7 separate regions of the Homo sapiens genome follow, and regions 1, 2, 3, 4, 6 and 7 are each linked to region 5. The links are chromatin loops, found by intact Hi-C in ENCODE. Cell type or tissue: endothelial cell of umbilical vein. All regions are shown on one strand.

Region 1 (4,000 bases), 210 kb after region 5:
CATGTATATTATACCTAAATAAAGCTGATATTAATGTAGAAAGAATTGGTGGCCCATATTTTTGACTGTATAAATTTGCATACTACCATATATTTGTAGTTGATAAGTTTTCTCTGATTGTGGTATAATTCAGGAAGAATTACTAATACTTTCTTTTTTTTTGAGACGGAGTCTAGCTTTGTTGCCAGGCTGGAGTGCAGTGACACAATCTCAGCTCACTGCAACCTCCACCTCCTGGGTTCAAGCGATTCTCCTGCCTCAGCCTCCCGAGTAGCTGGGATTACAGGCACGTGCCACCACGCCCAGCTAATTTTTGTATTTTTTTTTTTTTTTTTTTTTAGTAGAGACAGGGTTTCACTATGTTACCCAGGATGGTCTCAATCTCCTGACCTCGTGATACGCCCACCTCAGCCTCCCAAAGTGCTGGGATTACAGGCGTGAGCCACTGCGCCCAGCCCTAGGAATTATTAACACTTTCAAACCACATGTAAAGTTCACTGAAAAAAAAAAAAAAACCAACATGGTTTTTAAATTGTGTTAATAAATATTAAGCTTGTAGTTAACTATATGCATGCTAAAGTAGTTAGAGAAAAGTGTACTGATGTTTGCAATTTACTTTGAAATGTAATAACAACCAGAACAAAAAATAAGATGGGTTGATAGATAAATAGATATGTGCTAAAAAACAAGTGTAATAAAATTATTTTGGTCTTTTTGTTTCCGTTTTTTGAGACAGGGCCTTGGTCTGTCACCCAGGCTGGAGAGCTAATCATAGCTCATTACAACCTCAAATTCCTGGGTTCAAGTAATAAAATGTTAATGGCAGAACCAGTTGATATGTTTATGGGTATTCACTATAAAATTCTTTCACTTTTGTTTTATGTTTGAAAAGGTTCATAATAAAATGTTGAGGAAAAAACCGTAAACTCAAAATGTCATTCTGACCCTGAACTATTTACTATTCCATAATTTACTAAGTTAACATCCTACTGATCAGAAAAAATTAATATTTTCTTTAAGGAGCCCTAGCTCTTTTCTAGGCAATACTTTCTTATACTTTGGGAACTTGATGTGTTATATTATAGGTAAACATTTTGAAAACAATCACCAGAGAGGTGTTATACAAGAGCATAATGATATTCTATGAGGAAATAGGATCTTATAACCTCAGGGTCAAAATTCCTAAGAGACTCTTCCCAGAGACTACAATTATATTATTTATATATCATATTATTATATTGTATATTATTATTTATATTATATTTTTTAGGGATTCAGATCAGCTTACTTTATGTCCCCTAATTTCTGTAGAAAAACTTGGGAAGTAGGCCACATGTAGACAAATTAATAAATTCATGCCTGCTCAAATACAGTTCATTTTTCCATCCTGCCATTTTCCAGCACTGTATTACTTCTACAGATCTTGCTCTTCTATTATGAGAAGGCAGTTTAGATGCCGCTAAACTCATTCTCTGCTCTGCCCGCATAATCCTGCAAAGCTGCTGGTGTTGAGGCTTCAGTGTTCCATGCAGAGTGATTTTCCAAGTGATGAAGCAGATTCTAATCAGTCTAAGATCCAACTACAGACTGGGAGTTGGACCTCTGCCACCTTTCCCTCCAGCTCTCGCAACACAATGGGGAATTCCTGTGAGGATCACTGGGTACACTTCAAGCTCCCCTGATCCTATGGCCTCATTCCAGTCACAGATCTTCCTGTCTGGAGCATTTCCGGCCCTTCTGTCCTTTGGCTTGGAGAGTTCAGCTCAACCTGGGAAGGGACAGAAGACTTTGGGGTTATCAAAAGCCTGTTGAATTATCTGATGCAAGACTAACTGGTTTGTTTGCCTCCCTGGCTCTCTTCCTGAGCTTCAAAGCAGCTGAGAAAACAACTTTTTTCTAAGTCTTGGACAAGGAGGAAAACCCTGGCATGAAGGATTTCTGTCGCAGACACTTGGCATAGCTAGAGGAAAGGTTTGTTTAACTTACCAATGGGTTTTATTAGCCTAGGACTCCAGTTGAAGTGAGATAATAGGGTCCCTGTAGAAGGACATTTCAGTCAGTGGGCTTCCTCCCTAATTTCTCGACAGGACCCTTGCATGCAGATGAAAAGCATCAGACACATTCAACAAGGAAATCCCCACTGAATTTATCAACGACCACGTAATCTTGCTGATCATGAGGGAGACTGAGACAGGATTAAAAAACTAGCAGGACAGGAAATTGTGTATGGATGCAAAGTCATATTGGGGAGCTATCTACTTCAATTGCTTCTTGCTGAACTTCTCTTTGCTGAACGTATTACATTGTCTCTGGGCCCCACATCTTATAGCAGATAGCAGGGATAGAAAGAAAGCCAGTCCTACCACCTGTCCTTACAGGAAGAAACTCTTCTGCTTATACTTTTCCTCTGCCAGGTCATTTCACTCTTCCTTTCACCTCCCAACCAATGTGAGATTTGGGGTTGGGGTGGGAAGGGGAAGGAAATAGAAGAGAGGAAGAATTCATGACTGGTGTACAGGAAGCCTTCCTGGCACAGGAATTAGAGAAGAGAAAGTAGAAGAATCAGTGCCAGCTTACCCTCAGCCTCATGGCCGCCTATTCATGTCTGCTTTCCTGGGCCACATAGGCAAAACTCACTTTTTCCTAAGGTTGGGGCTGTATTGCAGGAACTCATGTAAACTGCCAGGACCAGAAGTCTATAAAAGCAGCCTCCAGGCCGGGCACAGTGGCTCACACCTATAATCCCAGCACTTTGGGAGGCTGAAGCAGGTGGATCACCTGAGGTCAGGAGTTCGAGACCAGCCTGGCCAACATGGTGAAATCTGGTCTCTACTAAAAATACAAAAAATTAGCTGGGTGTGGTGGCAGGTGCCTGTAATCCCAGCTACTCGGGAGGCTGAGGCAGGAGAATCACCTGAACCTGTGAGGCGGAGGTTGCAGTGAGCCAAGATCACACCACTGCACTCCAACCTGAGCAACAAGAGCAAGACTCCATCTCAAAAAAACAAACAAACAAAAGCAGCCTCCAGGGTAGCCTGTGCCCAAGGTTCCTGACATCTCTGTGCTGCCTGCTCCACACTGGCCTTCCTAGCCACCCATGGAGAAGGACTGGGCTGGGTTGCCTCAGATGAGGGCCACACCTATACTTTAAAAAGGAGGACCCAGACACTATCCCTAGAAGGTGTCGCCATCCTGGAGAAGGCCTGGGGTGACTATGCCCAGCACTTTCTGTTCTGTGGCTCCTTTTCCACTTTCTGAGCCTCTTGGAAGTGGGATCAGGCCAGGAAAAACATGTGATGCTATAGCAAGCTGAAACCAAAGACTTGACTTTGGGCCTGGCCAAGCCAAGAATCTTGGCAGTGATTGACTGGGAAGCCTGCTGTTTTCTATGGCATTTTCTGAGTCCCCTAACTCTGGGAAGAGGGAACCAGATAAGTCCTAAAAATGGATATGAATCAGTAGAGCTTCTGTGGGTCATCAATTTGTGCATTTATTCACTCATTCATTCTTGTATTTCATAATGAAGCTTCTCTTACGTATATAGCACCACACTAGAGGTTTGTGGGACCAGAAGGAGCAGCAACAACAAGAATGGGTCAAATAGATTATGTTAAATTGAGGTAACATTAACCATAAAACAGTAAAGAAAACTAATAATTAGAGAGTACAGATAAAGTATGAAGAGATTAGAGAGAGATGACTTTAGGCTGGAGAAATCGGCTGAAGCTTCTGGAAGAGGTGACATTTGTATTTAGACTTTCAGGGATGAAGGGCAGAATGAAGACTGCCAGTGTGGAAGCTTGCGAACAGCTGAGGCAGCCCGCACGGATACCCTGTCCAGCTCCCTTCTTTGTCTTGAATCATGCAATATCCATGCAGGGAAAAAAAAAAAAAAAAAAAGCCCTTATTTGCTGTTATGTATCCTGCCTCATTTAATGTATTATCCCAGAAAAGTAGATTGAGTTGTATGTGGCAGATTGGGAGCTGCCATCATGGTGGT
Region 2 (4,000 bases), 100 kb before region 5:
GCGGCCAAACATGAAAATGGTGACAGTGAGCAAAACATTGAAGCAGACAGCTGAAAGCTTCATTTCCTGGCCCGGCTGCCATGAGAAATGCTGTGCTTGCCAAACCCTTCAGGCTGTCAAGGCCAGAACTTTGGCTAGCTCTTATTTTGAGCTCCCCCCATACCACACACACAAACCACACAGGAAAATTGTCTCTCTCCCTTTATATTTGTGCCTTTTGGCTACACTTCTATTTATGCCAAGTCCTTGCCTAATCTCCTTCCTTCCAGCTGTCACTATACTCTGCCTGTTGCTTTCTGGGGGCTTTGAAAAGCAGCTGCAACCTTCAGAGGAAGCGCAGGGTGGTTGGCATTGGTGGAAGGGTATTGTAAGTGTGTGTGGACTCTATCAGAACCAACCGTCACTTTTACCTGGTTTATGGACAGTCCAAACAGTGTTCTCACTCTCTTTCCTTGGCAAATGTTAGAACTGATGGCTTTATTTTTTTCTCCCTCCCTTCATCTTCAGGGATTTTTTTTTTCTCTTCTACATTACTCAGCCTTTTTGTCTGTGAACATCCTGTGGAAGATTTCATTTATCTTAGGTTCTTTGGCCAGGCTGCTCATCATCTTTTTTTTCCACATAAAACATATTTACCTAATGAGAGAACTTAAGATGGATAACCAGAGCCTCTGTACTCTCTCACAAGCCTAGAAATTTGACACTTTCTCAATTCTGACAGTTCATCCCAAACCATTGGCCTCCTAAGGCCCAGAGAGCTCTTGGTCATTTGCTGTCTGTCTAGCCCCAGCTGTTGGAGAACTAGCTTAGGTGTACTTTCACCCCTGGCCTGTGTTGTTTCCCCACAGAGCTTGTCTGCATATGTCTCATATTGGCTCTTAGTGAGGGCGGCTGAGCAAAGAGGCACTTGGTTGTCATCATTTTAGAAAATCAAGGAAGAATCTCAGGAAGCCTGATTGAAGAATCTTGGCTCAATATAGGGGAACACCATGTACTATGAAGGTTTTAAGTTATTGCGCTTGCACAGACTGACTTTGTGGCCTTAATATGGAAAGCAAAACAAGATTAAAATCTCACACAGTCATTGTCTTTTGTAGTAGAGCATTGTCTTTTGTTGATGAGTAGAGCTTTTTGAGATACAATGAGTTGTTCTCTGCTGCTCTTTCTGGAAACTTCGTTAACTATCTTGCCCTATACCTGGCAGTGCCAACCCACATTTCTGTTTATATAAAAGGAACTCCATATCCTCTTCAGAAGCTAGTAAACAAAAAAACCTCAAAGCATATCTGTATTGGGGTTTGTCTATGTTTTCTCATGTCTGTATTTTGTGTTTTATTTAAAATAATTAAAATGTTAATTGATTTTAACTTCAAACAGATGAATTTGTTTGCTAAAATTCTTTTTTTGATGGGATCTTGTTTACCTTTTTGTATACTATATAAAGTCTTTTTTATTCATATTGGGAAGATAACACTACAAAGCCATTTTTTTCCATTTCTGCCTGTATAATTTCCTCAATCTTTGACTTGCTTGGCTATATTGTTTCAAATACCCAGTTAACCTTTTTATTACTCATTTCCTTATTACATGCTTTTGCATTGTCTACAATTCATAGAATCAGTATGGTAAAACATTAGAGCTGGAAAAGCCATTAAATATTAACTATCCAAACTCCCTATTTTATATTAATAGATGAGAAAAAGCCTGCAGAAGGAACATGATTAGACCAAGGTCACACACATGCCACAGCCAGGCTGACAAGTCTTCTGACCCATTGTCTAGTGGTTTTCCATTATAACACCTGTGCTCCATGTGTCAGGAATTTTCCAAAGCACTAGTGAGAACTCCATCAGAGACTGCATCCTACTGGAAAGGGCACAGGCTTTGGAGCTGGATAGATCTGGGTTTGAATATCTTGTTCTGCCACCTACGGGCGGGGTACATTAGGCAAGGAACCAAAGCTTTTGGGGACTTGTTTTTTCCTCTGTTATATGGCAAAAGTAACAAGAATACTTTATGGTTATTGTGGGTATTAAATTATATAACCTACATTAAAGTACCTGTTACACATATTATGTTTAATAAGTTATTATAAAAATCTGCTGTTCACAGAAAAATGTGATATGTGTAAATAATAACTTAAAATAGGTATTTCATTATTGGGTATTCTGAGCCTCTCTTGTTCAGTAGTATTTTCTTGAAGTCAGTATTAATATGTGAATTGAGTGAATTGTCTGGAAATGAATTACTGAAAGTTATTTATATCTTGATTGTGATTCATACATTTCCCTTTTCTTTATGGCTTTCCTCTGTACTTAGCTGCAGTGCATCTGCATCCTATCCAAGAACTTTTGTACAAGTTGAACTCACCCAAAGAAGACATTTGGAGAGTACTTGGGTTTGGCCCCTGCTTTTCATCTGGCTAAACACTATTAGATAAATCTAGAATATATAGTCTATGTAGAATATTATGTTTACATTTTTAGAAACTTTGGATTTTTAGTGTTTTTCTGAAACTTACTGAACTATGTGATGAACAGCTTCAGTGTGAAATTATACGTACTTGGTCTGAGTATAGGTAGAAGTTATGTTCAATATAAAGGGGCCCAGGACTGTTGTTAAAAGGAATAAGGACTACATTATTTAACTAGTAGTGTGGGGAGGTGGAATGAGTTAGGAAACAAAAGCTAAGATGGATTTAGCAAAGGCCAGAGCAAGAAAAGAAAGTTTAGGCTGGGCGTGGTGGCACATGCCTATAATCCTAGCGCTTTGGGAGGCCTTGGTGGGCGGAATGCCTGAGCTCAGGAGTTTGAGACCAGCTTGGGCAACGTGGTGAAACCCCATCTCTACTAAAAATACAAAAAATTAGTGGATATGATGACGTGCACCTGTAGTCCCAGCTACTCAGGAGGCTGAGGCAGGAGAATTGCTCGAACCAAGATGGCGCCACTGCACTCCAGCCTGGGCAACAGACTGAGACTCTGTTTCCCCCCCACGGCCCCCTCCCCCACAAAAAAGTTTAGAATCGTCGCAGGAGGTGACTCAGGGGAATTTCATTTAAGGGCCTCTCAAATTGCTTGGGTGTTGTTGGCTTACTGGAATGCCTTGAGTTTGAATTAGAGGGAAGGACCTTAAGGAACTAGACAGAATTTTGCTTCTCTATTAGAGGACCCTGGCTTAGGTTTTAAACGGAAGTTAAGTGCAATTAGAAAGAGGCACTATGTACCTAACACGTAGTGGATCCTTCATATGAAACCATTAATTGTCAGGGGACTTTGAGGCTCATATAATTTGGCCCATAATTATGGCTACATAAGTAAAAGCTGTGAACACTCTTAGGGTTTTTTTTAAATTGTTTTTTCAGTAAAGGTGAAAGTATAGCAGTGTTGGGAGGGGGTGTTCCTTGTGCCTATTTGTACACAATGTCTTAGATTAGATTAAGAGCCTTAGGCCAATGATTGCTTAAAGATAAAAAGCAGGCATGATTCTGGAGGGATATTGGATAATCAAATATGACCAGGAAATAGAAGGTCCTATTTTGCTGTATTTTGGGTTCATCCAGATGGGATCAGACCAGAGGAATTTGGCAAGCATTGAGACTCGCCACTTAGAACCACACTGAAATAGTTGTGGTGGCAAAAGAATTTCTCCGGGAGTCTTATTCCACTTGAGGCATAACAGCCAGAGATTCCTGGCCTTTGAGGGGAGAGTGCCAAAGTTGATGTATTTTAAAAACATCAACTGAGATCTATAAACCTACGAGAAATAGTTGAATTGGATGACACTGGGACTATGTGTTTCTGTACTTTTCTTACAGAAGACATACTATGAATACATGTGTCCTGGAATCTACTTTTAAAAATTAGTTCTATGCTCATATCCTCACATTGAGATTTAATGTATTTCAGTTTAATAAATGAGAACATATAAAATAATTTACCTGTAAGGACCTGTCTATGGGAACTTCTATATTCTGCTTGAAATTCTGACACATTAACCT
Region 3 (4,000 bases), 410 kb before region 5:
TGGATTAGGGTTAAAATTGCTAAAATTTAGAGAATTAAAGTTGGTTTATGTTTTTGAATATATATAGAGGTTGAAAAAAAACTTAATCATTTTCTTGTTTAGGCTTATGGGATAAAAGCACAAAGGTCTGCTGATTTCTCACCAGCATTCTTATCTACTACCCTTTCTGCTTTGGACGAAGCCCTGCATGGTGGTGTGGCTTGTGGATCCCTCACAGAGGTAAAGGAAAAATTTTTCGTACCTTCTTCCATTGACCTATAACCTTCAGAGCTAGGGAAAAAGTTTAGTTAAAAAACATAAATTATTTCTGGAACGGTAATCTGAATTAAATTATAAGTACTTCAAGGATATGGTTCTCCACTCAGTACTTAGTGTGGTTGTTCTGCAAACAGAGGTGTTAAAAACAAAATCCTTGCTGACTGATTAAAATCTACTTAGGTTGCTGTTTCATTGAGTTAACTTAGAAAGTGATAAATATTGCTGGGTGTGTTTATATATGTGTTATATATATAATGCATACATATATGTTATATATACATACATGCATACATACATTTATATGTACACACGTCACATATATGTAATATATACACATATGTCATATATGTAATATGTATGCACATAAATAACATTATATATTTTATATATATGATTATATCATGCCTGTAATCCCAGCACTTTGAGCAACAAGGCAAGACCCTGTCTTTACCAAAAAAAAAATAAAAAAAACCCAGAAACCATTTAGCCATATGTGGTGGTGCATGCTTATGGTCCTAGCTACTCAGGAGGCTGACCTTGAGCCAGGGAGGTCAAGGCTAGAGTGAGCCATGGTCACACCACTGCATTCCAGCCTGGGTGACAGAGCAAGACCCTGTCTCAAAAAAAAGAAAGTGGTAAATATTATGAAATAATATTATGAAACAATTGGGGGAATTAAAAAAGGATCACTCCTTATAAATTAGGAAGGACAATTTGAAATTTTATTAACATATGGAAAAATTATAGTATTAAACTAAAGTGAGCTGTTTTTACTTTCTGTTATAGATAAAATTTCTTTTAGGAAGTGATAGGTTATTGGATTAGTTAATACTGTTGGATAACAAATTATCCCAAAACTAAGTGGCTTAAAACAATAAACTTTGGTTATTTCTTAGTTTCTTTGTGAGTGGCTTAGCTCAGCATTGTTGGTGAGGGATGCAGTCATCTGAAGCTTGGTAGGGGCTGTAGGATCTGTTTCTGAGGGGCCCACTTACATGACTGGCAAATGGGTGCTGGTGGTTGGCAGGAGGCCACAGTGCCTCACCAGGTAGGCTCTCCACAGGCTTCTTGAGTCTTATGACATGATGGCTGACTTCCCCCAGGTGAGTGGTCTTGAAGAAGGCAAGATGGAAGTGGTGATATCTTTGGCAACCTAGCTTTGGAAGTTACACACCACTACTTCTGCCACTTTTCGTCATTAGAAGTGAGTCATTAAGTCAAGCCTACATTTAAGGAAAGGGAAATTAGCCTCTTTTTTTTTTTTTTTTGAGACAGAGTCTTGCTCTGTTGCCCAGGCTGAAGTGCAGTGGCACAATCTTGGCTTACTGCAACCTCTGCCTCCCAGGTTCAAGTGAGTAGCTGGGATTGCAGGCATGTATCACCATGCCTGGCTAATTTTTTGTATTTTTACTAGAGATGGGGTTTCACCATGTTGTCCAGGCTGGTCTCAAACTCCTGGCCTCAGGTGATCCACCCACCTGGGCCTCCCAAAGTGCTGGGATTACAGGTGTGAGCCACTACACCTGGCCAACCTTTTGGAGGAAGAAGTGTCAGGAATTTGAGGACATTTTAAAACCACTGCAGTTATTTTCCTTGAAAACTGCTTACAATGTGGTGACTTCATAGACAATGTTTATCAATACACTCCTGAGGACTTCTTGCTTGAAAGTTCTAGGGGCATAAATACTTTCAGGAAACTTCTAAACAAGAACAGATTATTTTCTTACATTCTGATAGTCATAATTTAACTGTGGATTTTTTTTCCTTGGAGATAGGGACCCTGTTTTAGATACTATATTTTATTTCCTGTCTTCCAAGAGAGATTTAAAGATTTATATGAGCAACACCTAGCAGATGCCTATTAAATAGTTGGTAAATAAATGCGTGAATTAGTTATTAATAAAAATGCACACACACACATACACACACACACACGCACACACACACACATCCTCTTCTTTTGGAATATACTGCCACCAGGTGGTGCCAGAATCACATGATTTTACATAAACTTTTTGGGCTGAAGTTCCACTTGCTTAAACAAGGTTTATTACAGTGTGATCCACAGTCATAAACTTACTTATTTAAATAGCAAAAACATTGAACTTAAGGAAGATTAACTGGGAAATTCTTTTTACTTTTTAAGTTTTAGAATAATTTTTAATACTTTTTCACTTAGCTTTTATTAATTATTTTTTAAAATCCAAACAGAAGTTACAAGCCTTTTAGGTGTTTTGTTGTTATCTAATTGGCTGACTTGGAATAGGAATATAAATACTTTGACTCCTTAGTAGGGGCAAATTCTCTCCTTTCTGTTCTAGCTACAGGTAGCTTCTTCAATCTTTTTTGTTTTTTGTTTTTCAACTGAGTACAGGGAGTATATCAAATTATCCTCAAACAGAGTTTTTTTTGCTTTTATTACAATTTTTAATTGATACAATAATTGTATATATTTATGGGGTACAGTGTGATATTCTGATATGTGTGTGCAATGTATAATGATCAAATCAGGTAATTGGCATATCCATCACTTCAAGCATTTATCATTTTTTGTGTGTGTTCGGAACATCCAAAAGCCCCTCTTCTAGCTATTTGAAAATATATAATAAATTGTTGTAAATTATAGTTTACCTAAGGTGCTATAGAAAACTAAGACTTATTCCTCCTGTCTTGCTATAATTTTGTAACTGCTAACCAACCTTTGGCTGTCTCCCTCTAACCATCTCAGCCTCTAATAACCACTATTCTACTCTCCACTTCTATGAGATCAATTTTTTTAGCTTCTACATGTGAGTGAGAACATGCAAGGTTTGTCTTTCTGTGTCTGACATTTTACTCAACATAATGACCTTGAGTTCCATCCATGTTGTTAGAGATGACAGAATCTCATTCTTTTTTATGGCTGAAATAGTACTCCATTGCATGTATGTACCACATATTTATCCATTTGTCTGCTGATGGACACTTAGGTTGATTCCATCTCTTGGGTACTGTGAATAGTGCTGCAATAAAAATGGGAGCGTAGATTGACATACTGATTTCATACTGTGTATCATACATGCGCATGCACATACACACATGTGGAGGTAAGAGAGAGCTAGCAAAACGATAAAGTAAATTGGGCAAAATGTTAACGGTGGGTGGATGTGGGAAAAGAATGCATATATATATTCTGTATTGTTTTTATTTATTTTTAATTTATTTTTATTTTAAATTAAAAAAAAAGATACATGGTCTAGCTGTGTCACCTAGGCTGGAGTGCAGTGGCACAACCATAGCTCACTGCAGCTTCAAACTCCTGGGCTGAAATGATCCTCCTTCCTCAGCCTCCCAAGTAGCTAGGACTACAGGTGTGCACCACCATGCCTGGCTAATTTTTTAAAATGTTTTGTAGAGATGAGGGCTTGCTATGTTGCCCAGACTGGTCTTGAACTCCTGACCTCAAGTGATCCTTTCTGCCCTGGCCTCCCAACGTGTTGGGATTACAGGTGTGAGCTACTGCGCCTGGCCTTCTGTTTTTATTAATACCATTTTCCTGTAAGTTTAAAATTATTTCTAGATAAAAAAGTAAAAAAAAAAAAACCTGTGATGTTTGCTGTAAGTAGATATCCTTGATCAGAAATAAAGAACTTTCCTCCATTTCCTAGCTAAAATACTAATTTGGTGTTACATTTTATCAAAAACTTTTTTTTCTGCATTGATTGAAATGATTGTATTATTTTTCATCTTTGGTCTAATAGCA
Region 4 (4,000 bases), 490 kb after region 5:
TAGGGCTGTGGCATATGACACCCAGTGCGTTCAAGTAAAGACTGCTCGTCTATTTACCAAGAATATTTGAGAAAAGAAAATGCCCCTGCCTGGTGGACAATAGCACAAAGCATTTCTCTGTACCTGGGCACATTTGTTCCACTCGATAAAAGAGGACCCCTGACCCAGGTACACAGGCAGTTGGAGAAGAGGACAACGATGAACTGATACAAAGGTAAGAGGTTCCCGGTAGCATTGGAAGAACACAGATTGGTGCATAATGCATGGCATGTGCAATAAAAGTAAGTTGCATTAAAACTTCAGCCTTGTTAATGACTACAAAAAAAATTGTTAGAAAGAATGAATAAGATCTTGGCCAGGCACAGTGGCTCACGCCTGTAATCCCAGCATTTTGGGGGGCCGAGGCAGGCGGATCACCTGAGGTCAGGAGTTTGAGACCAGCCTGGCCAACATGGTGAAACCCCATCTCTACTAAATATACAAAAAAATTAGCCAGGCATGATGGTGCACGCCTGTAATTCCAGCTACTTGGGAGGCTGAGGCAGGAGAATCTCCTGAACCCGGGAGGCGGAGGTTGCAGTGAGCCAAGATCAAACCACTGCACTCCAGCCTGGGAGACAAGAGCGAAAAGAATGAATAAGATCTGATATTTGATAGCACAACAAGGTGACTATAGTCAATAATGATTGAATTGTACATTTAAAAATAACGAAAAGAGTATAATTGGATTGTCTGTAACACAAAGGATAAAAGCTTTAAGTGATGGATACCCCATTTACCCTGATGCAATTACTACACATTGTATGCGTGTATCAAAATATCTCTCATGCCCCATAAATACACACACCTACTATGTCCCGACAAAAATTTAAAATTTTTTTTAATTTTTAAAAATTTGTTGAAAAACCATCAGCCCTGTTAAGTTGCTCACACGTGCTGTTGCAGCCCCAGCTCACCCGGTAGTAAATCCTGCTGACACAGGGTCCCCCACAGCTATGGGTCTATCCTTCCTCTGGTGTGGCAAGACTACATTTTCAGGAAGCTGCTGGGCAGAATGAAGCAACTCAAAGCTCAGGAGAAGTGTCTACGTGCCTTTTAGGGTTGGGGTTTAACCCAGCACTCAGGGATTTCCCAGCATGCAGACAAAGGCACTGACAGTTACAGCAGAAGCTGGAAGGGTGAGTCAAGCCAGGACTCAGCACGCTTGAACCCATCCACAGCTCCCACTCACATCATCCCACACTCCCTTTTCACATTTACTCCAAGCATCTGGAGCCCCAAGCTCCTGTGCCTCAACCCATGCCCTCAGTAACAGTATCCATTGCCAAGCCAGAATTGACTCCGGGCCCACCTTGCCACTCACTCAGAGTCTGTGAGGAGTGGGCACCGCACGCAGCCGTGAAACAGGCCAACTCACAGGTGGGCTCCCCACTGCACGTCTTGTCCGAAAAGACACCCCTCAGCCCCATCAGTGTTGACTTTGCATTGCGCCATTAGATTATTTCTTTCAGCTCTTCTTAAGACAAATGGCTGGCTGTTGGGAGGCTGGCCAGGGTTAAGGTGGAGCCTCAATGTGGCCATTTTCACAGCCCCGGCAAAGCCTGTGGTTGATGCCAAACCCCCATTGAACTGAATAGAATGGAGGAAAGCTAACCAACCCACCAGAATAATAATCACTAATGCTATGGAGTGATCACACAGCAAGACTGTTCTAAGTGTTTTATGTGTATTCATTTATTTTTACCTCATCATAAGTACTATTATTTTTCTATTTTATAGATGAGAAAACTGAAACAAGGTCACAAACCAGATGATCTAAAGGGTAGCCACTACTGCCTCCTAAAGAACCCCAATCAGGAATCCCAGATTAATTTGCCCAGCATCCTGTTTGGAAACCACATGTCCACCCTGCAACTGTACCTGGCTTGTGTCCCACAAGGAGGAAGATGCAGGGGACTCCGGAAGCTAAGGAGGTAGACATGGGGTTTACTTGGGTTAATGTGGCCGGGGAGTCAGGAGACCTTGATTCCCATTCTGGCTCTGCCCCTATCCGCATGAGGATGGCCAACTGTTCCAACCATGGGTTCCACTCTCCTCATTGCTCAGCCACCAGGTTTCCAGGTCCCTCAGGCCCCTGCACATCCTCAGATATCTGAAGAACAGTGATCGGTGTGACGACAGGGCCCCTTCACAGAACGAACTTGACAAAGAACCACTCACCGCACACACGAGCCTTAGAATGCACGTGTCAGTGTTTTGGGAAATATGTGCTGTTTTGAAATGTGTCTGGGCCATGAGCAAGTTTGGGGGGAGACAGGATAGGAGCTTTTCTTCCAGTTAATGAAGTGAGGCTTCATGGAGGAAGAAGATTTTCTTAGTCACATTTCCTGTTTCACACTGACCTTTTAAAAGGAAACCCACAAGTGAACCTGTGCTAGGGCCTGCTTGCAAAATCTACCCACAGGTATAATAAAGATGATCTAAATAAAGCCCACAGTAGGCCAAGCTTAACCTGAATCAGTGGAAATAATAAGATCACTAAGAAGGGCTGATGGCCTGAGATAAGAGACATGGTGGTGCTCCGTATACTGTAAATAGAAGTGACACGTGAGAGATTTAATGATTATTAAACAGGAATCTAAGCAGAGAGGCAGAGATAAACCATGCAATCTTTTCATCAGTCTCTAGGTACTCAGGGCTTAGCCACTCATTATAAAATGGAGACTCTAAAAAATTAGGAGAGATGGATGCAGTGATTTCAAAAGAAGTTGTGTTGATTGGGTTATAAAATTAATTATGGGAATTAAGATTACTTATCTGCAGAGGAAAAGACCAAGAGATAACTGAAGAACTTAAAGTTGGTAAGGGGCCGGGCTCGGTGGCTCATGCCTATAATCCCAACACCTCAGGAGCCTGAGACGAGAGGACTGCTTGAGCCCAGTTGTTCAAGGCTAGCCTGGGCAACACAGTGACACCCCGCATTTACAAAAATATTTTTTTTGTCCTCAGATTTGGTAGTGTGTGTTTCTAGTCCCAGCTACTAGGGTGGCTAAGACAGGAGGACCGCTTGAGCCTGGGAGGTTGAGGCTGCAATGTGCTGTGATCACACCACTGCACTCCAGTCTGGGTGACGGAGCAAAAGTCCATCTCAGAAAAAAACCAAAAAGTTGGTAAGGAATCAATTATTGGATGACACATTGCCATATCTACTGAGCACAGAATGACAGGCCCAAACAACAGCAGACAGATATGGGATGCTCAAGGATGTCCCAGAGATGGCCAGGTATGGTGGCTCACGCCTGTAATCCCAGCACTTTGGGAGGCCAAGGCAGGCAGATCACTTGAGGTCAGGAGTTCGAGATCAGCCTGGCCAACATGGTGAAATCCTGTCTCTACTAAAAATACAAAAACTAGCTGGGTATGGTGGCGCATGCCTGTAGTCCTAGCTACTCTGGAGGCTGAAGCAGGAGAATCACTTGAACCCGGGAGGCAGAGGTTCCAGTGAGCTGAGATCACACCACTGCACTCCATCCTGGGCAACTGAGCGAGACTCCAACTCAAAAAAAAAAAGAAAAAAAAAAGAATGTCCCAGAGATACCTGCAGAACGGTTGCTAAGGCCACCCAAGTCCAGGGGAGCTTCACCATCAGGCAGCACCCATCGCCATGGCTGTTTACATTAACTCAGGGAAGACGCCACAGAAATGTTAAGTTTTGAAAGCTTTGTTTTGTTTTGTTTTATTACTTTTTCATTTTAAAAAATATGGAATGCTTCACAAATTTGCGTGTCATCCTTGCTCAGGGGCCATGCTAATCTTCTCTGTACTGTTCCAATTTTAGTACATGCACTGCCAAAGCGAGCACTGTTTTGTTTTGTTTTAAACAAGGAGGCCTGGAATTGGGCTGAAGTTAAAAAAAAAATCATACAAAGGAAACGGTAATTATGTTAACAAAAATAGAGTGGGGAATAGGGTTAGGCCATGACAGGCAATGATCCTAAGA
Region 5 (4,000 bases):
CCCAGTGTGGTTGTGAATTCTGTAACGGAAGTCACCAGCTGGGCTTTTTCTAGGCAGGAGTTATCTTCTTTACTGGCAATCATGTTCCAAGTTTAATCTCTCCTCAGTGTGACTTTGGTCTCACGTTCACATCATGAAAACTCCAGGCTGTTTTTTGCTATACTCCTGAGTAATGTTGACATTTCTAAGGAGAGAGGAAATCTGGATAAATAGAGTTCTTTTCTTGGCATTGTTAAAAATATTACTAAAAAGAGCAAAGGGTGTTTTCAGAGCTAAGTGGAAGTAAAGTCTTTCTTTGCAATTTTGAAAGGCCAGGTAGGTGGCTGGGTACGCACTTTCTTGTAGCCTGTTTGTTTTAGCCCGCAGTGGTTTCTGAGCAGCTCTAAGTTCTGATAAAGGACACAAACACACCCATGCTACAGTGGCCATCTCACTTAATGCTGTCTTTTCTATCCTGTGACTGAAGAGCAGGGGCTCTTGTTCATGCCCAGTAAGAAGTAAACCCTGAACTAAACATCACACACTGAGAATCTCTTCATAATCTAGGCACAGATAATCTTTAACACTAAACTACTGTGAAATTCTACCAGCATTAAGTACTGTATATTGCCCTGTGCTTGGATAGGCTGGCTAACTCGTAGGAAGAGAGCACTGTATGGTATCCTTTTGCTTTATTCACCAGCATTTTGGGGGAACATTTCTTTTACATTTTAAATAAAACTTCAGCTTGAAAAAAAAAATGTATGTAACTTGTAGGACATTTCTGAAAATTACATTATAGCTAGTCTATCACGGATTTTGAATTGTCTTTAAATTTTGCTATCAAAAGCAGAACAACAACTTGTCATCATAGAACTGGAAGGCATGGTTATTTTGTTTACCTCTTACTTTTTGCCCATTTGGAAACTGAAATTGCTTAAAGTTACATAGCTAGTTAGTGCAGGAACGGAAATGAAAAACTATTTCCTGATGCCTGGTTTATCACAATGGAAGGCTCTGCCCACAAGAAGGAAAGTTCAGTTCAGATTCCCTGTAATTTTAAGAACTTTCATGAATATACTAATTTTAGTAGAAACAACTAACCAAGATGGCTTATCATTCTCAACGGAACATAATTTTAAGGAGAAACACTTGGAATAATCTAATTTTAAACTGTAATGCTAATTCTTTATTAGTCTATTTGGGGGATTTTTTATATGTTGCATGACATACTTGCACATTTTCCTATTTAATACTTCTTTTAATCCTGAAAGCACTTATTTAAGAATGATCACTAGCACTCCAGGACAAGTTAAATACAGAAAGCCATATACATATAAATGGCAGACATAACTGCAAAAAGAGAACAATATAGTGAGGGAAATGGTCTTCAGGGTGCTGCAAAGCGCTTTATAGTTACAAAATGCCTTCATGTACATTTCTAATTGATCCTCAGGACAGTGTTGTAAAAGGAGGAAGAATGTGTGTGTAAGTGTACAGCTGTTTTCCAGAACACCAAATCGAAGCTCAGAGATATTGCACAACTCACCAGCACAGCGAGGAAGCTACTGAATTGGGACTCACACTCAGACCTTCACCCCAAGCCCATAGCTCATTTTATTACTTCATAATGCGTTAGTTGCAGAAGTAATAATACTTTAAAAAGCAATCCACATTTTTTCTGTTTACTCTTTCCTCTCTTCTTCAGGACAGAAACTGTACTTTCCTTGTCCAGTTCCAGTTTGTATTATTGTATTCATGGTATTTACCTTACCTGGAGGGAATAGGCCTTTTAAATATCATTAAAATTGGGTTTTTGAGGTTATGTTCTTTTCTCCTTCACATCCTAAACTTCAGACCTCATGCTCTTTGGCCTTCCATTCAATTCAAATGAGAAGGGCTGTTGTAATTGTTGGCAATGCCTCCCCAGGCTGCCACTGTATGTGAAGGATCTTCATGTTTGGAAAGAAAAAAAAAATGCAGTTTAGTGAAGTTCATGATTCTACTTTTACTCTTCTAACATAGCCTTTTTTTTTTAATTTATTTGTTTGTTTTTACATGTAACACTAGGTGGCAGAATAACTACACCACAAAGCACCACATCCTTTGTTTCTCACTACTCTGGGGAGTGGGTATCTGAATAGTGAGGCATAAAACCATCTGTGGCTACATGAGATTGGACCAACCAACAAGGCCAATATTTTCTTGACAGGGAACTGGCTGCAGTGATTCTAAAACGTATGCTTCCAAGATACTGTCTTTAAGATTTCCATCTTTCTTTTTTCCCCAGCTCCCCTGGATTTTAATTTCTCTGCCCCATTGCACTCTGCTAGCAGAGGGCGGACACAGCCTGCAGGCAGCTGCTTTGAAATGGCAGATTGGGATGGATGTGCCCATTGGTGCTGGCACCCTCGCCTTTGTGTGGCAGTGGGTCATGAAGGGTCTGGGGGTAAGGCACCTGAGTCCTTGCCCGAATGGCACCAGGCCCTCTGGCAGAGGGGCAGCAGTGGCTGGGCTGAGTCAGTTGGAAGATGCTGCCCTCACTAACTCAGGTTTACAGAACAGGTGTTTTTAAAGAGCAGTCTGATCCTGGTTCAGCTCTGTCACCGGTTTGGAAATACTGCCGTGCAGTCGGTGGGTCATTGCCTCTCAGTTTCTTCCTAGCAATTTGCTGGTGTCTGCTACCCTGGATGCCTCACATGCCACAGGACACACTAAGCTAAATAAAGCAGAGCAAGTTCTGTCTTTCATGTTGTGAAGAGTATGAACTTGGGCTGCGGAAATACTTCTTTGGATTTTTGCTGAAAAAGAAAAGAATAGCATTAAAACAAAACAATACTTACCAACTAGTAATAATACTCTAAGTATACCCTACATTAAGAAACTCCTGTAAAACCAAGTCTGAATGTATAAAATCGATCAAACAAAAAGGTTGTATTTTAATTACAAAAGCGTTCTTTGTAACTGGAACCACAATCGGATTTCATTAAATAGTGAGCTTCTGATGTGAATTGTAAATGTTTTAATCTACAAAAAAAAGTACTTAAATCTTGACTTTTCAGGAACCCACTTGTTATATAAAACAAAAACCAACTGGACTATAGTTTTACACACATACTTACATCACACCCTCACCACTTTCCGACTGGGAATCCTAGAGTATTTTTTAGTGTTTAGCTGGAGGTCCAGGTAGTGTCCTAATTTTGCACACACAGCCCTGGTGACATGAAAGGGCATTGTTGAAATGACCAAGTGAGTCATGGTAATCAGGGCAATCCTGTAGGTTAGAGATATGGGGGTCTTGTTTATTTGTTTGCCTGCTAGAGCTGCAATTCTTTCATAAACTACATGACTTTTGAAAATACCTCAAACAACATATATAAATCAGACCAAGGATATTAATCTCAGGCCACCGCCATAGTGAGGCTTTGAAGCCAGGGGAAGGTGGTGAGACCTTCTTGTTTGTTAAGGAAGAAATGTCATAAAAATTCCAAAGCAGGACTCAAATTTCCAGGGGAGAGGGCCTCTTTATTGTTTCCTCTAATAGCTGCTTTGGCGCTTTAGTGAATAAATGTGTTGCACAAAGTAACCCTAGATGCATCTGAACTTTAGTCTGGCTTGGCTCCCACTTTTGTATTTAGCATCCATTCTGAATTATTTATTTAAGATATTTTTGCTGTTGTTTGTCACTCCTTCTTCCTGTCTCCCTACCAGTCCCCCTCATTCGTCCTGTCTTTATTTTTACACTTCTCTAATTAATTGATATCTTCTGCTCTTAGCACTGCAGCAAATGTGCCTGCATTTTTATGTGGATCTTCACTATGCAGGCTATGCTTTTAAGTTTCTGGAATAGAATGATGGTAAAAATGAGTCATGGCTTGTTTCTATATTTGTTTCTGAGTCAAGAAGCTTAATTTTCTTACTATAATGCCTGAGATATCAAGCTATACAGTTTACTTTTAAGGGAAACAATCACAATTTCATCAATTCCTTTAAGTAGATGTTTTCAAATATTATAGAA
Region 6 (4,000 bases), 330 kb after region 5:
GTTCAGGGCAGCAACAGGAATGTTGAGGCACCCAGGAACTAGCAATAGTGGGAAGATGATACCAGCCCTCAGCCAAAGGAGCAAAGAAAGGAAATAGTGTGACTGGGGCCTGGTGAGTCTTGGCAGCATAGAGGTGGCCACCTGGTGAGAGCAGTGGTCCCAAGGGCCACAGTCCCTGCCATAGCCAAGCACCAGAGCAAAGAGGGAGCAGGGGAAGAGACACCCTCCTGACCTCCAGCCTCCTGCCTGTACCTCACATTTGCCGGACACAAAAGGAAGCTAGAGGCAAAGGAAGCTGGTGATTCAGCTCCTAGCACTCAGCCCCAGGGGTCACAGAGCAGGGCACCAAAGGGAAGAGAATGAACATGAAGGGAGAAGGCAAATGGAGAAAAATAAGCACAGGGGACACCTTCCTCCTTTTCGTGATTAGGATTGTTACCATTGCAGACCTGCCTGCCACCCCCAACCCAGAGGACCTTGAGGCTTTGGGGAATGAGAAGTAAAGCCCCCACTAGAAGGTTGAGGATGCATAAAGCTTAAAACCCTTGTTCTAGGGAAAGTGTCTTTGCAGCCTTTCCATGGCACTTAGTGAGGAATGAGTCTTGTTTCCAGATGGAGATGCTAAAGCATCCAGGCATGCCAGCCCTGGGGAATGCAGGGAAACAGTCTTAGGGATGGACCCAGGCCTTGGTACTTTAGAGCTTCTAGGGTATGAGTCATCTTTGCCTCTTAACAATCAGATCAGTGGTACCCTTCTGACCTCTGTCATTTGGCTGCACTGGAGGCAAGAAATGGTTTGGACTCACGCAGGGGCATGATGTTAGTAAGGAAGGGGTCAGAGGTGAACCTAGCTTGGGTGCTCCACCTCTTGACTCAGAGTCTGTGCTCTTTGATGAACTTTCTGTTACCTTGGGATCTTCTACAGCAGGTCCTGGTGTGCAAGTATTTCAAGATCAAGATAAAATATTTCATTGTGTTTTATTTAGGAAAAAAATGGTAGATGAAAGCGGAACCAACAGGGGCATTCCGTTTGTGGTTTGCTGAGATTCCCTGGAAAGCAAGCTTGGGAGGCCAGGGTCTGTCAGAACACAAGACCAATGTCTTCTCCAAAACTTGGATGAACAGAAGGTGCTTACAAGCTGACAGGGAGTTATGGGGAAGGAAGCAGAATTTCCAGTTTGGTTCCAAGTCTTTTCTGGTCTTGACCTTTAGCCTAAAAACAGAGGGCCCAGTTGTTCTCCATTATTACTGTAACTCAAAAGGAGACACATGGGTCCGGGAGAGAGTTGGGAGGCAATACTAGGTTTGCACGTTCTGAGTTCATGGACACCCAAGGAACTGCCCCTCCCTAGGATAACTAGAGCCAAGCCACTGGACCCTTCTCATCCTGTGGCCTTGTCTACAATTTTAATCATTTTGAAGATGAAGGTTTTGAAGATGAAGGCCCAGCCTCAAAAAGGAATAACCAAGAACAACCCTCTCTCCCTCCTTTAGTTTAGATGCTTCCACAGTCAAATGTAAAATTATTCATGTGCTTTTACTCATTATTCATCTGATTTTATGTAAAAAAAAAAAAAATGGAATCCTAGGCTGGTCACTGCATGGTGTTCTCAATCACAAGCCATGAGCCAGGGTTCAACATGCTCCCTTCACTTCAGACCTTCCTCACAACTGAGCCTGGATCCCACTCTGGACCTCATGATCCGCCTACCACGGCCTCCCAGCGCGCCCAGCCCCTGCTTTATTTTTCTATATAGCACTTATTGTTACCAGATACATTTGTGTTTATCACCTCTCTCATCACACACACACACACACACAGTTAAAGGCAGGGACTTGGTCTATTTTCTCAAAGTTGTGTCCCCGGCACTTAGAATCCTACCTGCCGTGGTGTACATGCTCAATAAGTACTTATTAAGTGAATGAATGGAGTCAGACATGTCCTCAAGGGTAGGTTCAAATCAGGGAGAATGGTGGGTGTCCTTACTGCTTTATAGGATTTCATGCTGGCCCCAGACTTGAGTCATTTCCATCAGGCAAATTCCTGAAATACTTACTGGTCTTCCTGATTCTGTGGTATGTGCTTGTCAACAGCACATTGTCGAACACGTTGCTGCCTATGCAACACTATGTGGCAATGGCTGTTGAAACTCGTTGCTAACAGAAGTGAAAGCAAAGAAAAGCAAAGATAAAGAACGTAATGGCTGGGCGCGGTGGCTCATGCCTGTAATATCAGCACTTTGGGAGGCTGAGGTGGGCAGATCACTTGAGGTCAGGAGTTCGAGACCAACCTGGCTAACATGGTGAAACCCCTTTTCTATTGGCTGGGCGTGGTGGCATGCACCTGTAATCCCAGCTACTCGGGAGGCTGAGGCAAGAGAATCGCTTGAACCCGGGAGGTGGAGGTTGTAGTGAACGGAGATTGCACCATTGCACTCCAGCTTGGGCAACAAGAGGGAAACTCCATCTCAAAAAAACAAAAACAAAAAAAGGAGAAAGAAAGTAATTTCCCCGCCATGGATGATATGACATGGCAGCTTTCATGGAGGTTTCAGAATCTGCCGGCCCACCTCACACATGACTTCCTATGCAATTAGTATAAAGCAAAGAGACAACAGACAACACTTCACACCTGAGCCCCAGGTCCTGAATGTCTTTGGATAGCCTCTCTCCTTGAAGGATATATTGACTCACAGGCAAAGGGCCCTTATAATGATATAAAGGAGACCAAGTTGGAAGGAATAGATCACAGGAAGGTGAAGCCCAAAATCCAGAAGGGAATTTCAGGGAAAGTGGTCTGGACTCAGGTACCCTGCCCAGATCCATGTGCCTTCCAACACGTGGCAGACAGAGAGGTGACAAGACAAAGGAGGAAAGCATGCTCAAGGGATAGCTAATGGGTGTGTCATTCGACCTTCCCAAGACCTAGCTCTCTGGAAATATCAAGGGTTCAGGGGGCTGGGTCATAGGCTTGCTTTCCTTCTAGCTCACTGTGTGGACCTGGATAAGTTGCTTGGCCTTACCCATCCACCCTTAGTAGCCTCTTCTCTGGCCCCTTCCATGGTTCTGTGCAGAGTAAAGAGGTAGGACACACAGTAGGGCCCAGAAGGGTCTCCTGGCAGTCACTGATGCCAGATTCAGCTCTCTTGACTCTCCATGTTGGTGACGACACCACCAATTTTCCTTTGCACACATGGCCTCACCTTGAAAATTCAAGAGTCTACAGTCAAGTCACTTCTGCTTCTAGGGGCCTCCCAGAAGCACCTAGTATTCTGTTTCAAGTCCTTTGTCCAGCTGCTTTCAAATCACCAAACTCCTCTCTCCCTCCCCTCCATTACTACCCATGGAGATCCAGAGGAGGGACTTCTTAACTTCTCAGACAGTGAATTGAGGGAGCTCAGAGATTTCTTTTATTCCTGGAGCACAGAATGTAACGTAGGTGCACCAGATCAAAGGCATAGCAGCAGCCTGAGCTTCTCTTTGACCAAGTCCTGGGAGGCAGGCTGGGTGTTTGTGTTTGAGGATAGAGTGCCAGATGTTGCAAATAAACATAGAAAACACTCATTTAAATTTAAATTTAAGATGAACAATGAATACTTTTTTTAGTATAAGTGTGTTTTATAAAATATTTGAGCCATATGTATACCGAAAAATGATTCCTTGCTTGTCTGAAATCCAGATTGTGTTGGGTGGTCTATATTTTACCTGGCAGCCCATTTGCATGTTTCCTAAACACACCGGCAGCTCCCAAATCAGCCTGGAGAGAGCTGAGCCTGGTGCGTGGGGCATACCTTACAACCCCAGTTTCTGTTCCCCACCCATGTTCTTTCCAAGGAGGCTGGCTGCCCCACTGTCAGAGTGTCCAGGAAAGAAAATAGAAGAGAGAAAATGGTCATGGGGTTCACGGGCATTGTGCCCCCACCGTCGGCTGCAGCAGAGACTCAGTGTGGCAGATGCCTCCACGTCTCCAGCCCAGGCCCAGTCAAGCAAGGGCCCTAAG
Region 7 (4,000 bases), 350 kb after region 5:
CTTGTCCTTAGAAAATTCGTTCCCTTGTTGTATTGGAAAATTCCTCTTGTGCCTGTCATTGCACACATCAGGAGACCAAGGTTTCCATTTTCTCAGAAGAAATTAGCCAGCTACTGTCATTGACATGAAGCCTGTTCCTGGAATTTTTTACTCCTCCTCTTAAAGGCATATTCTGGAAGAGGCAATCTGAGAATGGGGCCCGTGCTCTCCTACAGCAGAGAAATAAACTGAGGCTAGGCCAGGAGCTGTGCACCGTCTGGGGGAACCATACCCAGTGGGGAGTGGCCAGATCAGTCCCAACACTGAAATTGTTTACTGTCATCCACTCCTGGTTGTTAGGGGACATTGAGGATGACAGGATAGAGAGTAGGGAAGGAAGGACCAGCCAAGGAACATTTTCCCTATAAAATGAGACTCCCACCCTACTCCTGCCCTTGTTAAGACTTCATACACTATGGAATACTATGCAGCCATAAAAAGAACAAGATCGTGTCTCTTGTAGGAACATGGTTGGAGCTGGAGGCCATTATCCTTAAGAAACTAATGCAAGAACAGAAAACCAAATACCACATGTTCTTACTTGTAAGTGGGAGTTAAATGGTAAGAACTTATGAACACAAAGAAGGAAACATCAAACACTAGGGTCTACTCATGGGTGGAGGGAGAAGAGGAGGGAGAGGAGCAGAAAAGATAACTATTGGGTACTGGGCTTAATACCTGGGTGATGAAATACTCTGTTCAGCAAACCCCTGTAACACAAGTTTACCTATGTAACAAACCTTCACATGTACCCTCCAAACCTAAAATACAAGTTAAAAAAAAAAAAAAGGACACAGATGTAAATTGACCCTGATGGAGAGAACTCTACTCTATCCTTGCCAGGTCACAAGAAGGTGAGATATTTACTTTTCAAATGATTGATGCTGAAATGGAAAGGACTGTATCTCGGGGGCACAAACCCAACAGAGTAAATGAAGATCCTACTGCTTCAGCTCCTGGGATTTGTTAAAGTGGGGACCAGCTTAGAAAAATAGACGGCCGTCCTAGAGACCCATGGCAGTCTCGGTCTGATTTTAAATCTAAATTCTCAAGTACAAGTAGCTTCCCAAGAAGAGAAAGCTACTTCTACATAAAGAGGTGGTATCAGTAGGAACTCCTTAAGCCTTACCTTTTTATTATTGATGATGATGAAGTGAAGCTTCCTGTTGATATCATTGTCAGACCAAGCACAGCACACCAACTCAAACCTCATTCATTCATTCATTCATTCATGTGTCCTTTTAACAGACGTCTACTAGACACCTTGTGTGTCCATGAACCAAATACCATGCTTAAGACCAAGGATTCAGAAATGTGTTAGCTGTCATTCCCCCTCCAGGAACTCTCAGCCAGGAGGAGATGTACTCAGGGAAAAGGAGAAATCACAGTATAACCATTGTAAAATCCTTTCTGATAAAATCGCAGAGTGTCTAATACTCCTGTTCCACATACATAAAAAGAAACTAAAGTGTAGAGAAGGGAGGAAAGTCCCGAATTTAGTGTGTAGCAGATCCAGGAGTAAAACAAGCATTCCTCGGTCTGGGGTAAATCCCACCGGGACTGTGTTGAGACCCAAATTCCTCTGAGTCCACGGGCCCCTTCAAGTCAGATGAAATTCCAAACAAGCCAGAGCCTAGCTGAACAGTTCCACGGTGCCGGGCTCCAGTGTGTTCTGGAAGGTTCTCGTGGGCTGTGCCTCCAGAAGACGGAGGCGGGGAGGAGCCCCACAGGCCCAGGGCAGTGTCAGGTTCCCCCTTTTCTGTCAGCAGGCATGGAAGAGCCTTTAAGAAAATGGAGTATTATTATTATTTGTTTGTTTTTACAGTGACTCAGTCTGTAGTAACTGGGTTAAAGTCCGCTTTGAGAAAAGGAGAACAAAAGACCTCCTGTTAGTGCTGGAAGTTTGCCTCTTAAGATATCACTGAGAGGAACTGGGAAGAAAAAAAATCCCCAGCAGGGCAGAGGAAGCTGCAGGCCTTCAGGAACACAGCAGCACTTTGGAAAGGAAAACACGGCCGACTTTCATCTCCTGCGCCGTATCTGAGCTGGCCGCTCCCTTTGCCGCTGCTTTATGGCCCACTGCGGTGCTGACCGTCGGACATCGGCCAGTACCCTATTCCCACACTCTTTGAACACAGGGGGCTGCCAGGAGTGGTGGTAGTGTGGGCATATCTCCATAGCCAACCAACCCCAGGCTGAGGAGGAGGGAAAGGATGTTGCCATACGAAACATACTACGTGCTGGACGTTATTCTAACATTACATATCATAACTCATTTCGTAAACACCAAGGAGGCTAGCATCCTCCTTCTCCAGCCACAGCAGAAGTTGCGCAAGGTGGAAATCTGGCCCTGCCCTGTTTAGGAAACTCATTGCAAGTAGAGGAACCGTGGGGTGAGTAGGCTCCCAAATGGGTAGGACCAGATTGCTAGGTGGTCTCTTCCAGGTTGCAGACTCAGGCCATCTGACTCTAAGACCTAAGAACTTAATCCTACTCTCTTCAAATGAAAACAGAAAGTCAGAGGAAGACAAGAAAGTTTTTCTTCTCACGACCTCCCATCAGATCCGCCCCATCTACATTAAACTTGTACCCGTGTCCTTCATCAATCAGCTCAGTGGAAATGTTATTCTCACCCTTGGCCACCCAGATCAGGAAATCGGTCTGGACCATGAGTGACATGCTGGTGTTGGCCTTCTTCACCATAACTATAAGAAGCTGGAATGTTCCCCTCCAAGGCTATGAAAGAAGGATGGAGACAAGAAGGAAAAGACAGAAATTCTGTGAAAGTCTCAGGTCCTTCCTCCTTTCGGAACCACTTCACATAATCCTCTTCCTCCCCAGGGGCTCCCGAAAGATTAGGCTTCACTTGCAGGTCCCAGGCCCTGGTCCTGCAGAGTGGTTGGGCCTTTGGGGTCTCTCAGAGAGCCTAATCATTCTGTTTTCTGAACAAGTCATAGTTTTGCTGACTTCTGACCAAACCCCCATCGAAACCCAAGAGTGGAAGTGTGATTGTGGTCATCTATACCCTGTCCCCCTACAGGACTCCCTGTCCCACGGGATGCAGCAGGCAGGTGTGGGAAAGCCTACCTGATGGCCGAGATCATTAAGCAGCGGCCCTCTGATTTTCTGTACAGCTACTCAGTGACTTGGAAGGGATTCTTTGCACTAACAAGCAGTGCCTCCACAAACAATGAGTTGAGGGGAAAGACTCAAAAGAGGCCGATACAATGCTGTTTGGGATGTTTCTCCCTTTGGCTGGCCTCAGGGGACTGGGCCCGTCATGTAATCACTGGAGATTTAGGGCCTAATTAAACTCTGGCATTGGGCCAGCATGCTGGTGGCCCCTTGAGTTTCCCATGTCCACCCATGTCTAGGGTATTAAACTCTAGACTGGGAGTGTGTACTGCTTAACTGATCCCACAGGAGCCAGCCCTCATTATCCAACAGGCTGGGTATTGGCAGCCCACAGGGCTCGGCATTGGCAGGTGCAGTCCTGGGGAGGACTGCATGCCTTTAGGTTAACGGTCCCTACATCAGCACCCGCTGGGGCCACAGTAGAGGGCTTTGTGGATCACCTCTGCCATTGGGACCCCTGGCATTTCCTTCCTTTCATGGCCTGATAAAACCCAAGCTCTGAGAGTTAGCAAACTGATACCCTTTAATCATGCCTTATATTTATAAAGGCCTTTGTCCAGAGAACTCCAAGTGCTCAAAAATGTCAATTAATTCACTCTCCCAGCCTCCTTTAGGGAAAAGCTGGTGGCAGGTGTCATCATCATCACCAGAGGTGGCCAAATCATCTTCTTAGTGGGCTGTCCTGGATATTCTTTGTGTTTAAAGAGCATTTTGCTTCTGAGCACATGGTTGGGTTTTGCACAGCCTGAAGCATAAGAATTGAGGTATTTCCTTACTTTACAGCTCTAGAGAATTCTTGTGTGTGGGTACCCGTGAAACACAAACT

The links. Peaks named below come from ENCODE experiments on the same cell type or tissue, not always from the same donor. Only the 100,000 strongest peaks of a DNase experiment are listed, where the experiment ranks them.
Region 1: it touches region 5 in a loop (4-fold over the local background); 13 of 110 quality-filtered maps call a loop at or near these places.
Region 2: it touches region 5 in a loop (4-fold over the local background); 34 of 110 quality-filtered maps call a loop at or near these places.
Region 3: it touches region 5 in a loop (4-fold over the local background); 5 of 110 quality-filtered maps call a loop at or near these places.
Region 4: a loop joins it to region 5, with 11 times the contacts of the local background. A loop is called at or near these places in 6 of 110 quality-filtered maps.
Region 6: a loop joins it to region 5, with 13 times the contacts of the local background. A loop is called at or near these places in 6 of 110 quality-filtered maps.
Region 7: it touches region 5 in a loop (8-fold over the local background); 8 of 110 quality-filtered maps call a loop at or near these places.

The regions. Positions count from the first base shown.
Region 1 is chr14:68,457,456-68,461,455 of GRCh38, forward strand. All of the region lies in intron 9 of RAD51B (RAD51 paralog B), which reads left to right. Among named protein-coding and RNA genes, the nearest start is that of RAD51B-AS1, 230 kb to the right of the region's middle. In endothelial cell of umbilical vein, no CTCF peak of the experiment used is centred here; a DNase peak (open chromatin) is centred at 1,726; H3K27ac peaks cover 2,693 bases.
Region 2 is chr14:68,143,437-68,147,436 of GRCh38, forward strand. The region is part of intron 7 of RAD51B (RAD51 paralog B); the gene reads left to right. All of the region lies in intron 2 of LOC105370546 (a long non-coding RNA gene), which reads right to left. Among named protein-coding and RNA genes, the nearest start is that of RAD51B, 330 kb to the left of the region's middle. In endothelial cell of umbilical vein, no CTCF peak of the experiment used is centred here; DNase peaks (open chromatin) are centred at 145, 1,695 and 2,305; H3K27ac peaks cover 446 bases.
Region 3 is chr14:67,834,978-67,838,977 of GRCh38, forward strand. It overlaps RAD51B (RAD51 paralog B), which reads left to right. Exons shown (of 11, transcript NM_133510.4): 4 at 103-219. Among named protein-coding and RNA genes, the nearest start is that of RAD51B, 17 kb to the left of the region's middle. In endothelial cell of umbilical vein, a CTCF peak has its summit at 2,238 (motif pointing right); a DNase peak (open chromatin) is centred at 2,244.
Region 4 is chr14:68,732,167-68,736,166 of GRCh38, forward strand. LOC105370547 (a long non-coding RNA gene) reads left to right here. Exons shown (of 4, transcript XR_007064227.1): 2 at 1-214; 3 at 1,780-1,973. It also overlaps the pseudogene RNU6-921P. Among named protein-coding and RNA genes, the nearest start is that of RAD51B-AS1, 49 kb to the left of the region's middle. In endothelial cell of umbilical vein, no CTCF peak of the experiment used is centred here; no DNase peak of the experiment used is centred here.
Region 5 is chr14:68,246,529-68,250,528 of GRCh38, forward strand. The region is part of intron 7 of RAD51B (RAD51 paralog B); the gene reads left to right. Among named protein-coding and RNA genes, the nearest start is that of RAD51B, 430 kb to the left of the region's middle. In endothelial cell of umbilical vein, a CTCF peak has its summit at 2,057 (motif pointing right); DNase peaks (open chromatin) are centred at 243, 2,063, 3,463, 3,603 and 1 weaker place; H3K27ac peaks cover 239 bases.
Region 6 is chr14:68,575,942-68,579,941 of GRCh38, forward strand. It overlaps a transcript of RAD51B not described here. Among named protein-coding and RNA genes, the nearest start is that of RAD51B-AS1, 110 kb to the right of the region's middle. RefSeq lists an enhancer at 463-632. In endothelial cell of umbilical vein, no CTCF peak of the experiment used is centred here; DNase peaks (open chromatin) are centred at 320, 810 and 2,050; H3K27ac peaks cover 3,165 bases.
Region 7 is chr14:68,596,990-68,600,989 of GRCh38, forward strand. It overlaps a transcript of RAD51B not described here. Among named protein-coding and RNA genes, the nearest start is that of RAD51B-AS1, 86 kb to the right of the region's middle. RefSeq lists an enhancer at 3,380-3,549. In endothelial cell of umbilical vein, no CTCF peak of the experiment used is centred here; a DNase peak (open chromatin) is centred at 1,932; H3K27ac peaks cover 1,713 bases.